2 separate regions of the Mus musculus genome follow, and region 1 is linked to region 2. Evidence: chromatin loops called from intact Hi-C (ENCODE). Cell type or tissue: left cerebral cortex. All regions are shown on one strand.

Region 1 (8,000 bases), 97 kb after region 2:
TAATAAGAGCAATAGGCCACCCATATTAATGAGAGTGGAGATAGAGGTCAAATCCCCAGTGTGCAGGTAAAGGAGCCATGTACAGGATTAGCTCTTAGGCTCACAGGCTTTTACCCAGAGCAACCCTGACCTGCTCCCGTGTCGTTTTTCCTGGGGAGAAGGACACTTGGACACTCAGCCTTCTTGAAAGATGACATGTCTCCCTAGAATAGGCTCATATGTGCCGCAGAGCCCTTCTACTGCAGTGCTTAGCCGTGCAACTCTCTCGGGCTGCTGAAGCAAACTCACTCTATCCCGTGCAATGAGACTAGCCTCGTGGGGTGCAAGAGCTGAATGGCCAGCGACCTATTGCTTAAGCATAGATATATCAGGGGAAGCACCATGTTCTAGAGCTGCAAGTGCCTGGGCAATAACCACCTTGTCTCTCCTAGTTTGGGCCTTAAGCTTACAGACCAACCAGAGAAGCAACACTAATCCACAGCAAAGTGTATCTCCAAATAATCCCACCCATATCCATTCTTTAAAGAAGGAAAATGCTGAGGAGATCCAATTGGGTAATCCTTTGGTCAGGGACAGGTCCAAGCGCATGGAGTTGACCTGAATGATGGCAAGTCTCAATTCCCGAAGTGTGTTCAAATTCAGCCATCCAATTCTGTAACATATACTGAGAAAGACTTTTTGACAAATTAGCTGCCCTAGTAAATTTCTCATACTGAATGGAAGTAACGCATAATGAGAGGTCCCCCAAGCTCCCGACAAACCCTAAGCCAGTCTTGTAAACCTTTGTTCTTTCTTGGGGCTATGGCCGCTCGGCACTCCTGTGTGGCTTGCTCATAAATGAGCTGTTCTACCAGAGGTGCGGCTTGCTCTGAATCTCCAAAAATACGCTCTGCTGCCTTTGTCATTCTGGCCACAAAATCTGAGAATGACTCCTGAGGTCTCTGGACGATCTTTGTTAGTTGTCCAGTGGCTTCACCTGCTCGGGAGAGTGCCTTCCAGGCCCTAATAGCCTTTTCATCTGATTCAGAACTACTAAGAACTGGCTCCTTGAGCTCATCTAGTGATGAGTATAGGCTCCTTCTCCTAGAAACCTCCGCTGATTGATCTTTTTTCTTTTCTTTTTCCTTCTCCTTCCTTCTAATCTCTCCCCAGGTATTCTTACCTGACCTAAACTTTTCCTCAGGTTCAAGACCCGTGGAAAGGCCTGTATACTTATTTTGTGAACCATATTTCCTCTTTGCTCCTACTCTCTCTCCCCGCTTTACTTCTGATAGATTGCCCTGAATTTCATCCAGAATTTTCAGCCCTGCCTTAACCGCTTGATAACATGTGAAAAGGAACAAAAAGGCTCCTAACACTAGAAAAAGTTCAAGGCCAAACATACCTTGTAAAGCTATTTCCCACTTTACTTCTGATAGACTGTCTTGAATTTCATTAGAAAGTTCAAGGCCAGACTTACCTTGTAAAGCTATTTCCCACTTTACTTCTGATAGACTGTCTTGAATTTCATTAGAAAGTTCAAGGCCAGATGTACCTTGCAAAGCTATACTTACGGGTACCCTGTTCCCCAGCTGAAGAGTTCTGAATTCACGCAGTTGAATCCTTCTCAACAGTCTGTTTTGCGGGAACACTTCATTACCACCGTTCCCCAGCTGAAGAGTTCTGAATCCACGCAGTTGAATCCTTCTCAACAGTCTGTTTTACGGGAACACTTCATTACCATGACCCGCAGTTCTGGTTCCGGAATGAGGGATCTTCCTTGCGCCGGTGTGATGGTAGTTTCCGTCCGGGTTTTCTCGTCCCAGGTCTTCTCGTCCCGGGTCTCAGCACCAACTCTTACACGCGTTCACGAGACCGGCCAGGAAAGACGCAGCAAACCAGAATCTTCTGCGGCAAAAGCTTTATTGCTTACATCTTTAGGAGCAAGAGAGCAAGAGAGCAAGAGTGCAAGAGAGAGAAGCAAGAGCCAGAGCAAGAGAAAGAACAAGAACAAGAAAGCAAGAGAAGAGAGAGAAAAAGAATGGCAAAACCCCGTCCCTTTTAAGGAGAATTATCCTCCGCCTAGGACGTATTACTCCCTGATTGGCTGCAGCCCATCGGCCCAGTTGTCATCACGAGAAAGGCAGAACACATGGCGGGAAAACTGCCCCTGCACGTGTGCAGATTATGTTTACCACTTAGAACACAGGATGTCAGCGCCATCTTGCAACAGCGAATGTGAGGGCGGCTCCCCACATTGAGAAGCAGGAAGGATGGAAAGAAAATTATTTTAATAATATTTTCATCTTCCTCATAGGCATCCTTTGGGTGTGCCTCAACTGCAAGGCAATGGTTCCATGTCTGCATCAAAAGTGGAGGTGATAGAAATGATTATTGTGGGAGGTTCTAGAAAGGTCATGTTTTGAAAGGTCTACCAGAGGTATGGATTTGCCTGCCTCTGGCCTTTTGGGGTGGTCACCTCAAGGTCATGGTGTGAGTTGCTTTGATACTGGACTCCATGGCAATCCTTGAATACAGTTAGTTTATTCAGTTGCTATTGAGTTGCCAACATATAGAGGAACATGGAACTGTCAGTCAAGACAGTCTAAAATCCCTGAACACACAGGCCTGTGTCCTACTGGGGCTGAAGATGATGTCATCCACATAATACAAATGACTCATTCATAGCATTTGTGACCTCAAGAGCAACTGTATGAAGTGGGCAGAGCAATAGAAGTAAATGATGTTAAAGAGAGAAAACTAAGGAAGCCCAGAGAGGTTAGTGACTTGCCCAAGGCCACAGAGTTAGCACAGGAACCAGGGGGGAGTTTATGAGCTCCAATTCTTCATCCACTGCTCATTTTAATAAGTTCCTCCTGTGGGAAAAAAAATGAAGGATTCATTAAGCTACCAAGCTTTCAGAGTGGGGCACTGTGCCTACATTTAGGGGCATTCAATTTGAGTGTGTATTTATAGAGGCGTTAGGCTCCTGCCGTTGTGCTTGGTCCTGGAATAGAAAATAGACTCAGTGCCTGGGAGAACGCCATGGAGGAGAAAGACATTAGTCAGATATTCCATGAATATTACAGTCAGTGAAAACTTACACATTTGCCCATATGTCACACATCCCGAACAAAGAGACCTTAGAGTTTTAATCTAAGCTTGAATATGTTTTCATTCATTGTATGTTGAATACCTGGATGCTAAGCAGAATGATAGTTTCATACTGTGGGTTTTTCTTTTTTTCTAGAAAGGTAACATAGCCCTTCTGCCATAGAGTCTGTTTCTGTATGTTATGAACAACAGAGTAGCAGCCTATGGAAACATTGGGTTGGCATGAATCTGTCTCTTATTTAAGGTACCTATATTTTTAGTGCTCAGAGATGAATACGTAATTCTATAGGGAATGAGTGTACGTTTGCATTGAGACCAACTATACCTGTGTTTTAGATGGATGAACTCGAAACCACATCAGACCTGTTGAATGTATAGCTAGGCATCTCCCTTCCCCTCTTCCTCTCCCTTTCCCCCTCCCCCTCCCTCCCCCCCCCCCTGTGTCCATGATGTGTTGCATGGGTATTTGTGTGTTGCAGGAACAGAAGATAACACCACATGCCTTCCACATTATATTTTTAAACAAGGTCACTCAACTGAACATGGAGCTCTCTGGCTAGGCTGATTGGCCAGCTAGTCCCAGGGATCCTCCTACGTCTGTCTCCCCAGCCCTAGGATTCCAGCCACATCCCACTGTGCCTGGCTTTTTAAGTGGGTGCTGGGGATTGAAACTCTGGTCCTCTCATGCTTGCATGGTAGGTGCTTTACCAACTGAGCCACCTACCCAGCCTGTAACTTTTTTGTTTTGTTTTGTTTTGGTTTGGTTTTGGTTTTTGAGACAGGGTTTCTCTGTGTAGCCCTGGCTGTCCTGGAACTCACTCTGTAGACCAGGCTGGCTTCAAAATCAGAAATCCGCCTGCCTCTGCCTCCCAAGTGCTGGGATTAAAGGTGTGCTCCACCACTGCCCAGCCAGCCTGTAATTTACAGGCTTCCATTTGTGGCCTCAGTTCCTATCGAAGTTTAGGGACAGCCTTGCTCAACACTATCTACTTAAAACCCATTCCTCAGCAAAATCTAGTAGGTCTATTAGGGTGCTGGTGTGGGAGAATTCAACCCTAAAGATTAATTCAACATTGCCTGCCAACTCCTGGACCCATTGCCATGGTGCCCAATTGCCTAGCTGCTGTCTGGATGAACATATATATGCTACTTCAGAGCTGCTGCATAGGCCCCTGAAGTTACAATATGAATGGGCCCATGTGTTGGGGTTGGTCTCGTGCTACTATGTATTCAGATGCTAAATACTGGGCCCCAAGATCCAGTTGCCTGCCCCCCATGAGAAGATCCTCATGTACACCAAGTAGTTACTTGATGTGTAACCTTGTTATGCACCGTGCTATGTAAGCTCACTCCCCAAGTTAACTAGTCACTAAAAAGCCTAGGATTGAGGTGGATGGGGTTTTAGTTACTTGGCTAGGGGTCACGGTAAAGAGGGAGAAGAAGAAAGGAGACCAAGAAAGCCGCCATGAGAGGAGACGGACCATGAGCACATGGCTAGAAGAAACAGCCAGTAACAAGGGCCTTATAACTGGGATGTAAGTTAGAATAGTTCAAAATCTGCCCAATCTAGGCTCAGAACTTATAATAAAATAGCTAGATTGTGTGTTTTTTATATGGTCTAGTTAGGGTATATAATTCCTTCTACATCCCTGGGAGCCATGCTTGGCCAGGCATCCGTTTATTGGTTAGTGTATTAAATACTGCTGTGTACTGAGTTAAGCCACCCTTCAAATGAAAAGGAAAGACATTTTACATTTCAGAGTGCTGGGAGTCAGGAAGTCAGGACCAGTTTAACTGGACTCTTTGCTTTGGAGTCCAAGGCTACAGTCATCTTAGGGCTGGACTGGAAAGCACCGATTACCATGTACATCAAATACATGTAATAATGAGAACGGTGAAGCTTCCAGTGGGATGTTGGCCTGGGCCTTAGTCCTTCACGGGCTATTGGCTAGAGAACACCGCTAGCTCTTTACTATGTAGGCCTTCTGATAGGGCAGCTAGAAATGTGGCACCCGGCTTAATAAGAACAGGTGAGAGACAGCAGAGGAGCAGGCCCTGGCTGGCCTTTTGTAGGTTAGTTTCTGGAGACACACCTCTTCACTTTCACATTTAGTGCCTTAGAGGCAATTCACTAGGTCCAGGCCACATTCAGGGGAGAGGACTTCACTGTACTATGAACACGGTGAGGTAGGGACCACTTCGTTCCAACCAGTTAGCCCACTTGCTCACTTGTCACTCATTCACTCCCGGCAATGAGATGTAGTAGGGAAAGAATGAGTGGTTGTGCATCCTTGATACAGGTTCAACAATGTTAAGAACCTTGCAGCATCACCCCATTCCAGCAGCAAAGCCTTCCCTGGGGGAGGTCCAGAGACTTGGGAAAGCCTTCCATGGATGTAAGGGTGAGTGTTGCCAGAATGTGCAAAAAATGGTCGCTCGGCCTAGGTGTTTTGGTCTGAAGACTGCTCCTACCAAGATGAGCTAAACCTGTCTCCTTTTCAGCTGTATCTAATAGCCCTCTCTCCCTGTTTATCAGTATTCAATAAACCTGCCTCCTTGTTCAGCTATATGCAATAACCCCACCTTCCTGTTTGTATATAACAAATACTCTGCAGGTGTTGTAGCCTCTCTATCAGAGGCCACCCCACCTGGTCCTAGTTTTTCTGACTCTCTGTGTTTACATTTTTCTTCTTTCCCTCTCTACCTTGGTCAAACCAGTCCCTGGTGTCGTGATGGATTAACTTTTAAAAACCTACAACGCTGGTTTATCTCAGAAATTCAGAACAGAATTCCACGTTACTTAGGGGAACGGGGGAAGATTAGAAATTCAAATGAGCACTTATGATGGTTAATCTTCATTTTCAACCTGACTGGGTTTAGAGCCACGTAGGTTTGGGTATGATTGTGGGGGCTTTCCTGAGAGGGTTGACTGGGGATGGGAGACAGACCCAGAGTATGGGCACGTGCCCTCCAAGGACTCGGGAACTGAATGGATTGAAGGAAAGGAGCACGGCCATATCCATCCTGATTCTTGTTCTTCATGAAGATGCTCCTCTATTCAGCCATGTTTGGACCCAGCAATATGGATGCAAGTGACCTGAATCCTATGGAACCTCCTTTGGTGGTTTCTGTCATGTAACTTGGTCACAGCAACATATAACCAAGTAACACAGTCATTGCTACTTTTGTGACATTCCACTCTTTTGAGGGAAATTATCTTACTCGCGTTCTCACGACCGGCCAGGAAAGAACACAACAAACCAGAATCTTCTGCGGCAAAACTTTATTGCTTACATCTTCGGGAGTCAGGAGCGCAAAACCCCCAGCCCCAAAAGCGAAAGCCCCCTTCTAAACATCTTTAGGAGCCAGAGCGCCAGCGCGCAGAGCGCAAAAGCGCAAGCAAGAGCTCTATTGTTTACATCTTTAGGAGCAAGCAAGCAGGCGCCAGAGCCAGAGAGAGAATGGCGGAAACCCCGTCCCCTTTAAGGAGGAGTTATCCTTCGCTTAGGACGCATCACTCCCTGATTGGCTGCAGCCCATGGCCGAGCTGACGTCACGGGAAAGGCAGAGTACAAGTAGTGGTAAAATACCCTTGGCACATGCGCAGATTATTTGTTTACCACTTAGAACACAGGATGTCAGCGCCATCTTGTGACGGCGAATGTGGGGGCGGCTCCCAACATCTCCCCCTTTTCTTTTAATAAGAGCAATAGGCCACCCATATTAATGAGAGTGGAGATAGAGGTCAAATCCCCAGTGTGTAGGTAAAGGAGCCGTACACATAACCTCCTCCCAGGCTCATCACCCAGAGGGGTCCTGGTCTGGTCCCGTGTTGTTTTTCCTGGGGGAAGGACACTTGAACACTCAACCTTCTTGAAAGATGACATGTCTCCCTAGAATAGGCTCATTTTATGCCGCAGAGCCCTTCTATTGCAGTGCTTAGCCGTGCAACTCTCTCGGGCTGCTGAAGCACACTCACTCTATCCCGTGCAATGAGACTAGCCTCATGGGATATAAGAGCTGAGTGGCCAGCGACCTATTGCCTAAGCATAGATATATCAGGGGAAGCTCCATGTTCTAGTCCTGCAAGCGCCTGGGCAATAACCACCTTGTCTCTCCTAGTTTGGGCCTTAAGCTTACAGACCAATCAAAGAAGCAACACTAATCCACAGCAAAGTGTATCTCCAAATAATATCAATCCCACCCATTCTTTAAAGAAGGGAAATGCTGAGGAGATCCAATTGGGTAATCCTTTGGTCAGGGACAGGTCCAAGCGCGTGGAGTTGACCTGAAGTCTCAATTCCCGAAGGATCTGTTCAAATTCAGCCGTCCGATTCTGTAACATATACTGAAAAAGACTTTTTGACAAATTAGCTGCCCTAGTAAAATTCTCATACTGAATGGAAGTAACACACAATCCCGGAAACTTTTGTTTACACCCCAGCTGAGCTATTTGCCATAATACATCTAGTTGTTTCTGGACAAGATCTATGAGTTGATTAACCAGCATGAGACCACCCTGTATCATGACATTAGCTGAGGCCTGTTTATCTATGACTGTAGTCACTGAGGCTGACAAAGTGTTAATGGTGTCAGTCGTCTGGACCTGTCCAGACAGAGCCAAGGCTGTCTGAATCAAGGCTAAACCCAGTTCCTAGTTAGTGGTAAAAAAGCAGAATACTTGAGCATTATACATCACCGTCATTGGGAGTGGAAATGTCGACATTATCCCCCAACGCTGCTCTCTCTTTATTATTGACGCCCTGGACATCACCAAGACGAGGGACATCAGTATTCCCTTGGTCAGTCTGGATTTTTCGGGTGAGTCTTTCTGGTATCCAAAATGGGTTGTCTTCATTCTGTGGGAAAACACAGATAGCTCCCCTGGATCTTATCAAAATAGGATC
Region 2 (8,000 bases):
TGTGTTTTGCTTTGACTCCCCCTCCCTTGTAGCTCTCTACCTATCCCGCCCCCTCAGCTTTGGGTCGCCCTAGCCTTCCTTTTCCCTCTTCTCTTGCTCCCAACATCTCCACAGTCCCGTTCCGCTTTTATGTCTTACATATGTACACATCTACATAAATTTAAATCTAAAATCTGAACGTGAAAGAAGACGTGATACTTGTCTTCCCCAGTCTGGCTAACTTTGATTAACATAATGATCTCCAGTCCCATCCATTTGCTTACGTGACTTTTTTTTTTTTTTTTTTTTTTTTATGGCTAGATAAAACTCTATTGTGTGTATATATGCCACATTTTCTTCATCATTTGGTGAATCTAAACATCAAGCCAGGTTTCATATCTTGGTTATTGAAAATAAAGCCGCAACAAACATGACTTTGAAATATCTCTGTGCTGTGCTGATTTAAATCCTTCAGGTAAACAGCCAGGACAGGTGTGTATGGATTAGGTAGCTCTATTTTTAGTTTTTTAAGGAACCCCCTTCTGATTTCCACAGTGCTTACACCAGTTCACCAGTTCACATCCCCATCAGCAATAAATTAGGCTCCCTGTCTCCCCATCCTTATCAGCATTTGCTGCTTTCTTAATGCCACCCATTAAGACTGGAAGGAGATAAAGTTTCTACTTTTGTTTTGGAGACAAGGGCTCATTATATACCGGTGGGTGGCCTAGAACTCATTATGTAGATAAGGCTGACCCTGTACTTAAAGTGATTCACCTGCCTCTGCCTCCTGAGTGCTGGGATTAAAGACATACCCTACTCTGTCCAGCCTCTGTGTTTTACTTTCCATTTCCCTGAGGCTAAGGATGTGGAACATTTCGTAAAACATCCCCTGATTTTTAATTTCTTCAAGAAATACCTACTTAATTAATGTCACTCTGTGTCTTCATGTCTTTGTGTCTCTGTGATGCTTGTCTGTCAGTCAGTCTGTCTGTCTCTTTTCTCTCTCTCAATCTTTGTGTGTTTACCAGCTTACAGGATTACGTTGCCTGCAGATCAGAATAACTTGACTTCTTCCTTTCCTATTCGCATTTCTACATCTTGTCTTATTTTTCTACCTATGATTACACGTACTTTAATGAATAAAATTGGAGAAAGTGGGTGCCCTCATCTCCTTTCTGGTTTTAGAGAGTTTTTCTCAGTTTTTCCCCTATTTGGAATACTGTTGGCTCTAACACGGCTTTCCTTGCTTGTTTTTCCTTTGTGTCATGTATCTGTTTTGACACTCAGGAAACTGGATTCTGAATGGCCAGTCCTTAACAGTCTCATATATAGACTCTGAGCCCCTTTAGGGCAGGGATCTCTTCTGCTCAATCCGAAAAACCAGCATGTGCCTAGAACTTAGTAGGTTCTCAATAGTATTTTCCAACATAATGAATGGGCGCTGTGGTGGTTCTAAGGGCATGGTTTGAATGTGCCCAGTAATCTTGGATATGTGTTTACCAGTTGTTGGCAGTATTTGGGGAGGCTTGAGGAAGTTCATTGCTGGGGGTGGCCTTTGAGAGTTTAAAGACTAAACTCTCCTTTGAAGTGAGCTCTCTGCTTTGTCCTTACAGCCTAAGATGTGAACACTCAGCTTCCTGCTCCAACTGCTAGGCCTGTTGCTTGCTGCCATGTTTCTCTGTCATGGTAGGCTCTTGTCTCTCTGAAATTGCTCGAAACAAAAACAAAACAAAACAAAACAAAACAAAACAAAGCACCTTCTTTAAGTTGCCTTGGTCATGGTGTTTTGTCCCAACAGTAGAAAAGTAATTAAGACAGATGCTGAATAAAGGACCAGACGCTAACATTTCTAAGAAGGAGTCCTTAAGTACTTGGTATAATCCCAACACTGGAGAGTGAAGGCAAGTGGATTGCTGGTTCAAGGCTATGCTGTGCTATATAGCAAGATCCTGTCTCAACAAGAAAACATCAACAAAAACTGGGAGAAGAAGATGATGAGGAAGAAGCAGGAGGAGGAAGAGGAGGGGGAGGAGGAAGAGAAGGGGAGGAGGAGGAAGAAGAAGAGGAGGGAGAGGAGGGGAGGAGGAGGAGAAAGAAAGAACATCTGGGAGGGGGTTGTGGAGGAAGCACTCTCCACTAAAACAAATTCACGTGGTGTTCATTTAAGGCAGACTAAGGCTGACTCTGCTAGCTAAAGCTCATTTCAGAAATAAATGTTGTACTTTGAGAACAATCATTTCCTGTGTTGATACAAAGTGAAGGACTTTGCAACTCGAGCCGCTTTTACCCAGATGGGAAATGTCCAGATACTCCTTATTGTAAGTAGCTTGACAGGAGTCAGGAGGAGACGAAGCCTTAGGCCAAGAGTTTGGGTCAGGCACCCTTGGCTGACTGATCTCAGGCACGCTGCCTAAGTGCAGAGTTCTTTCATCTATATAGTGGCTATATAGTGGGAGTGACAGCAGTGGCCTCATGGGGCTGTCTGGAGGACTGTGAGATGCTGCTGCTGCTGCTGGTGCACAGCGCCGGCCCTAACCATCACTGTTCCTTACACCTCTCCTGTTTTCCATTCCTCCTTCTTGTTACCTAACCTGGCTGTGAGCTGTTTCTCCTACTTGTATCCATGCTTGATCTCTAGGGAGCAAGTTGATGTCTGTTCGTCGTTCACTGTGGCCATGATATTTTCCATAGCCTTTGAAGGCTTTCAGCGGAAGCACATCAAGATGCTGGCTCCCAGAGTTTTCAAAAGAGCTCATCGCTTACAATTTTGGTCATTTAATTAGCAATCATCCTCCTTCTACACCCACTCTCACCCAAAGTTGGATGCCACCATCGTTCCAAGTCCTCAGCAATAGATTGCTCAGTGTTCCTTGTTCTTGTTAGTGTGCAAGCCTACTTTGATTTTTTTTTCCCCTCCTCAGAGATTTTACTGGGTGAGAAATTGACATTGAAGATGGTTTCCTAAACACTTGGCCTCCAAGGTGACTGCTTCTAAAAAGCCATTAGCGATGTGGAGAAGTCAAGCAGACCTTGCCCTTCTGGAGAGGCCCCAGCCCCCCCAAGTCCATCCCCTGGCTCCTCTGTGATAGCTCAAGGTCAAGTTCATCTATGGCGGTGGTGGAGATTTGCTCATTTTGTACATTATTTATGTAATGTGCTGGTTGTGAGGGAGTGTGGATGTAGATGATTCACAGGCAGAAGGAAACAGATTGCAGGAGCCCAGTTCTTTTCCCTTGGGTGTCCCTGGGTGTCCCCTCCACCCCCAGATCTCCTTGCCCTCCCTGCATGCTCTGCTCTCTCATGGCTACTGGGCTGATCATAGACCTGGTCTCTCCAGGCAGCTCATGTACTGGTCCTGTCAGGTGCACTGGCCTACTAGGGGGCCACAGAACTGAAGCTGATTCTAGAACCACACCTACCTCTTTAGGTGTGATGCTCATTCTGAAAAGCCCAAACCATAGAGTAACATAAGGAATTCTAAAAAAGTTAGCATGACTACTTCAGTGCTTATTTTTTTAAATATCAAGATTTTTTTTTAAATCTCATTTTTTTCCCCCTGTTGCCAAACCCCACTTTTCTGGGACATGCCTGGTTCCTGTGCTTAGTCTGCTGTTTATTGAGTACCCCATGACAAAAAAAAAAATGCTTCTTATATTTTTTTTTTTTGTGGTAAAACTACAAAGGGACTTCTTCATGACATATTAAAAGTTTTGTTTTAACTGTAGGACATACCTTCTTGTGACATTTCTATTCCCTGATGTGGCCAGAAGAGCCCAGACCGAGCAGGAAGGCAGGCCTGGTCAGTGTGCTGAGATGTGAGAACCCAGCTAGAGTCAATATCATGGAGTCAAACTCTAGGTCACACAGAGCAGTGTGGGGTTGTTCAGCCAGACAGCTCTGCTCTTTCAGATTGAGATCTCTTGCATTTCTTGGGGGTGGGCATAGGGGATGCTTGGAGTCTAGCCCGACTATCTCCCCATTGCAAGCAGGCTATTCAGGCCATGCTCATGCAAGACAGAACTGAGGGTAAGCATAGACTCCATCACATACCCATTGCTCACAACGCATTTGCTTGTACCCCATTGGCTAAAACAGATCACATAGGCATTTGCATTGGAGTAGATGGACTTAAAATGTGGCAGAAGAGCTTGAAATCAGGGAGAGGTGAGGAATTTGGGTCAGTTTTGTACTTTACTACTATCAGGTGTAAACTTGGGAAAGTTAACTTATCTTTATGAACCTCAATGTCCCATTCTCATGAAGTAGGACTCATGGTTTTTAACGGTTCAAGAATGTGTGTGAGTCAGGCGAGTGAGTTGGTCTAAATGGGTGTGACTCTGGCTATTTAAGGTCATACATGAGTTATGAGGCTGGCATTACTCTTGTTTCCAGGCTAAGGAGGGCAAATATATACCCTGTTAGCTATTTCCTTATTAACCGACTAGATGCTGTATAAGATAGGGCTCTCCATGGAAACAGAACCAACAGGATGTGTATTTATATAGAAATGTATTAGTTTTGCAATGCTGGGATAGAACCTAGCTAAGCTGTGCCCATGGTTAGGCAAGTGCTATAACTACTGAGTTACACCCCCAAGTCCCTAGCCACTTATCCCCAACCTCCTAGACCCCAGTTCTCCAGCCCCACAGCCCCACCTCCACCCCAACTTTTCTTCTGAGAAATGTGAAGACCAGACTGTAAAGTTAAGCTTGACACATTCAGTTCTGTATTAGTATTTCTAAGCACAGGCTGGTCTTGAGCTGTGGATCTTCTGGTCTCAGCCTCCTCAGGACTGGGGATACGGGTGTGTGTCACTCTAGCTAAGAGCTTTCCTTAAGAATTGTTCTATGGAATTCTGGAGATGTGTGCTAAGTCTAAATTCTGTACAGTGGGTTAAGACAAACACCAGGAAGAATTACACTTCAGGTTCAAAGACAGTGTGTAAAAGCATTTGCTTTCAGTCAGGGGAGGCCAATCTTGGTCCAGTTAAGGCCTACTTCTGCTTGGATGAGACACCCATGCTATGGAGGATACTTTTCTTTACTCAGAGTCCACCCATCTAAGTGTTTATCTTGGAGGCTAAGGGCATACTTCATGTTTAGTATACACAAGGCTCTATCTAGGTTCTCCCTTGCCACCACCATGTTAGTCTCATTCCAAAAACAGCCTTCTAGATATAGCAATGTTTTCTCAAATACCTGGGGCTGTGGCCTAAACAAATTACCACATAAATATGACATGAGGCTGGAAATGTGGCTCAGTGGTAGAGCACTTGCCTAAAACAGAAGAGCTCTACAAAATGCCACAAAACAGTGACTAGATAAATGAGTGAATGAATGAATGAATAGCTAGGTCCGATGGTGTAGGCTTGCAATCCCAGCTACTTAGGAGACCAAGGCAGGTGAATCATTCAGGGCCAGCCTGAACTACAGAGTGAGTTTAAGGCTAGCCTAGGAAACTTAACTTAAAAATAAGAAGTTTAAGAATGAAAAAGGGCTGGAGATATAGCTGAGTGGTAGAATGTTTGCCTAGTGCGCACCTGGGCTGTAGGTTCAATCTATAGTATGAAAGGAAGGAAGGAAGGAAGGAAGGAAGGGAGGGAGGGAGGGAGGGAGGGAGGGAGGGAGGGAGGGAGGGAAGGGAGGAAGGGAGGGAGGGAGGGAGGGAAGGGAGGGAAGAAGGGAGGGAGGGAAGAAGGAAGGGAGGGAGGGAGGGAGAGATAGAGGAAGGAAAGATGGCTTTAGTGCTGTGGACTCAGGCTTACATCTGATCATTAATTCAACAAATATATATATTGAGCACCTGTGGTGTAGCTGGCACAAGCTTACTGACTGGAGTCAGCCTAGTGCTTGCATTCCAAGCACCACAGTCTAGTAAGAGGGAACTGAGCAGTCACGACAGAAAAGTTTGCAAAATGGGCTGCTCTCTGTGAGGTGGAGGCTGAAGCCAGCTTTCTTGTGTACATTGTTTTCTTTAATCTAATAGGTAAGCAATTGTTGCCAAAACTCCTTCCCTGAAGGGATATAAACAAATTGTCTTTTCCTTATAACGTTCCAAGACACCAAAGGAAGATCCCAGCAAAATTCAGCCTGGGCAGCCAGTGAGTTTCTTTGTCACTCATGTGGCCTCTCACAGATGGGCAAGCACAGGAGCAGGAAGGCTTTACTGTGCCTCTAAACTGCTCAAAGTGGGTTTCAGATGAAACCGTGCTAATGCACGCACAGGGAAGAGCACTCCTAGAAGCAAGGATGTAGACATACTCAGGGCAGGTCTCTTTGCAGAAAGGATGACGAAGTGGACTTGCTCAAATGGACTCAACTCCTCCCTCTCTTGACGTTCACAGGACCTCATTCATTTACCCCTTCTGACGACGCTGCTTAGAGACATGTTCCCAAGATGGACTTTCAGACACTAGGAGAATGGTGAGAGCCTGCTTTCCACATCTCCTAGGCTCAGAAAGTGGCAAAGCAAGCCATCCTCTCTAAGGCAAGTGACCTGCTAGGGGCCTTCTCTCCTTAGCAGCTGGCCCTGGGCTGCATAGAGTTGTACAGGCAGTGGCCATTGGCCTGGCATTCACAAGCAGAGAAACATGGCTCGAAGCAGGGATGAAGGACCTGTGGGGGCAGAGAAGGTGGGGGGATGCTTATGTAAGTGGTCTTTAGACAGATGGAAAGCTCATTTTAATTGCATAAAAGGCAGTCTTCCTTGAGTGGAGATGTAGGTCCTTTGCAGACCTGTGCTGTATACATCTTCCTGCCTCTGTGGTTATAAATGACTTGTTATTTCCATGATAATTGGACACCTGTGTGTTGAGTTCTGTCTAGGCCACTGGATTCTCAGCAGTCTCCTGACTTGGGACAAGTGTACCCTGGACCTAATGATGTCATCTGAGGACTTGTCATCTAAGTGATAGCTGAAAGAGTGGCTTTGAGCAGTGAAAGGTTAAGCTTTCGAAGCGGAACACTGGGAGAAGAGAACAGGGCAAGCATCAAGCAGGCCCGCTCTGTTGATGGGGCCGATCCCTAAAGGTTTCTGTGCTGGAAGTGTGAAACCTCTTGTGTGCAACCCGGGACTATGTAGAAGGGTCGCATCTTTAAGAGGTAGAGCCCACTAGAAGGTGACTAGGCCCTGGGGCATCTTCTTATTTTATTTTTTATTACAAATGAATTTTTCCATAGAATATATTCTGACTGTTTTATTCCTTCAACTCCTTCCAGACCCCCATCTTCCTCTCACCCAAATCCACACCCTTTCTTTCTCTCTCTCATTAGAAAACAAACAGCCATTATAAACAAACACACAAATATCAGACTAGGACAAAATAAACAGGAAAAGAGCGAAAGAAAAAGCATAAGAATCATATACAGACCCAAAGACACGCACATTCACACACGCAGAAAACCCATAAAAATAAAATCAGAAACCATAATATATAAGGTAAGTACAGAAAGATGCCCAGACCAAGCATTTTGAGACACAGAAACCTCTAAGAATACCACTGACTTCCTTTTGGGTTGACCATTGTCTGCTGGTCATAAGGCCTGACCTTAAAATGTGGTTTGAATACCCAGTGAGACTCTTGGAAGGAACCTAATTTTTCCTTTATGATAAGTTATCAGCTGGAGACAGCTTCTAGGTTAGGGGCGGGGCTTCTGCCTATGACCCCTCTCAGCACTGGGACCCAGCTGGCTTAGATCTGTGCCTCATTTGTCTGATGTCTTCTGTCTTCCATTTGCTTCTCTTCCACAGAGTTCCCTGAGTCTGAGGAAAAGGAGTTGATGGACATATCTCATTTATGACTGAGCATTCCAAGGTCTCTCTCTCTCTCTCTCTCTCTCTCTCTCTCTCTCTCTCTCTCTCTGCACACTGTCTAGTTGGGAATCTCTGCATTTGTTCCCATCTACTGCAGGAGGAAGCATCTTTATAATAGCTGCGCAAAACAGTGATTTATGAGTATAGCAGAATGTCATAAGGGATTATGTTATTTTTATGTTCCTTTAGCACAGTAGTTCTCAAAC

What was found. A loop is a pair of places that touch in the nucleus more often than their neighbours do. Peaks named below come from ENCODE experiments on the same cell type or tissue, not always from the same donor. Only the 100,000 strongest peaks of a DNase experiment are listed, where the experiment ranks them.
Region 1: a loop joins it to region 2, with 6 times the contacts of the local background. A loop is called at or near these places in 2 of 42 quality-filtered maps.

The regions. Positions count from the first base shown.
Region 1 is chr14:29,764,673-29,772,672 of GRCm38, reverse strand. No RefSeq gene overlaps it. Among named protein-coding and RNA genes, the nearest start is that of Gm35281, 28 kb to the left of the region's middle. In left cerebral cortex, no CTCF peak of the experiment used is centred here; a DNase peak (open chromatin) is centred at 3,001.
Region 2 is chr14:29,861,878-29,869,877 of GRCm38, reverse strand. No RefSeq gene overlaps it. Among named protein-coding and RNA genes, the nearest start is that of Gm35281, 69 kb to the right of the region's middle. In left cerebral cortex, no CTCF peak of the experiment used is centred here; DNase peaks (open chromatin) are centred at 2,814, 3,211, 6,385 and 6,601; H3K27ac peaks cover 5,640 bases.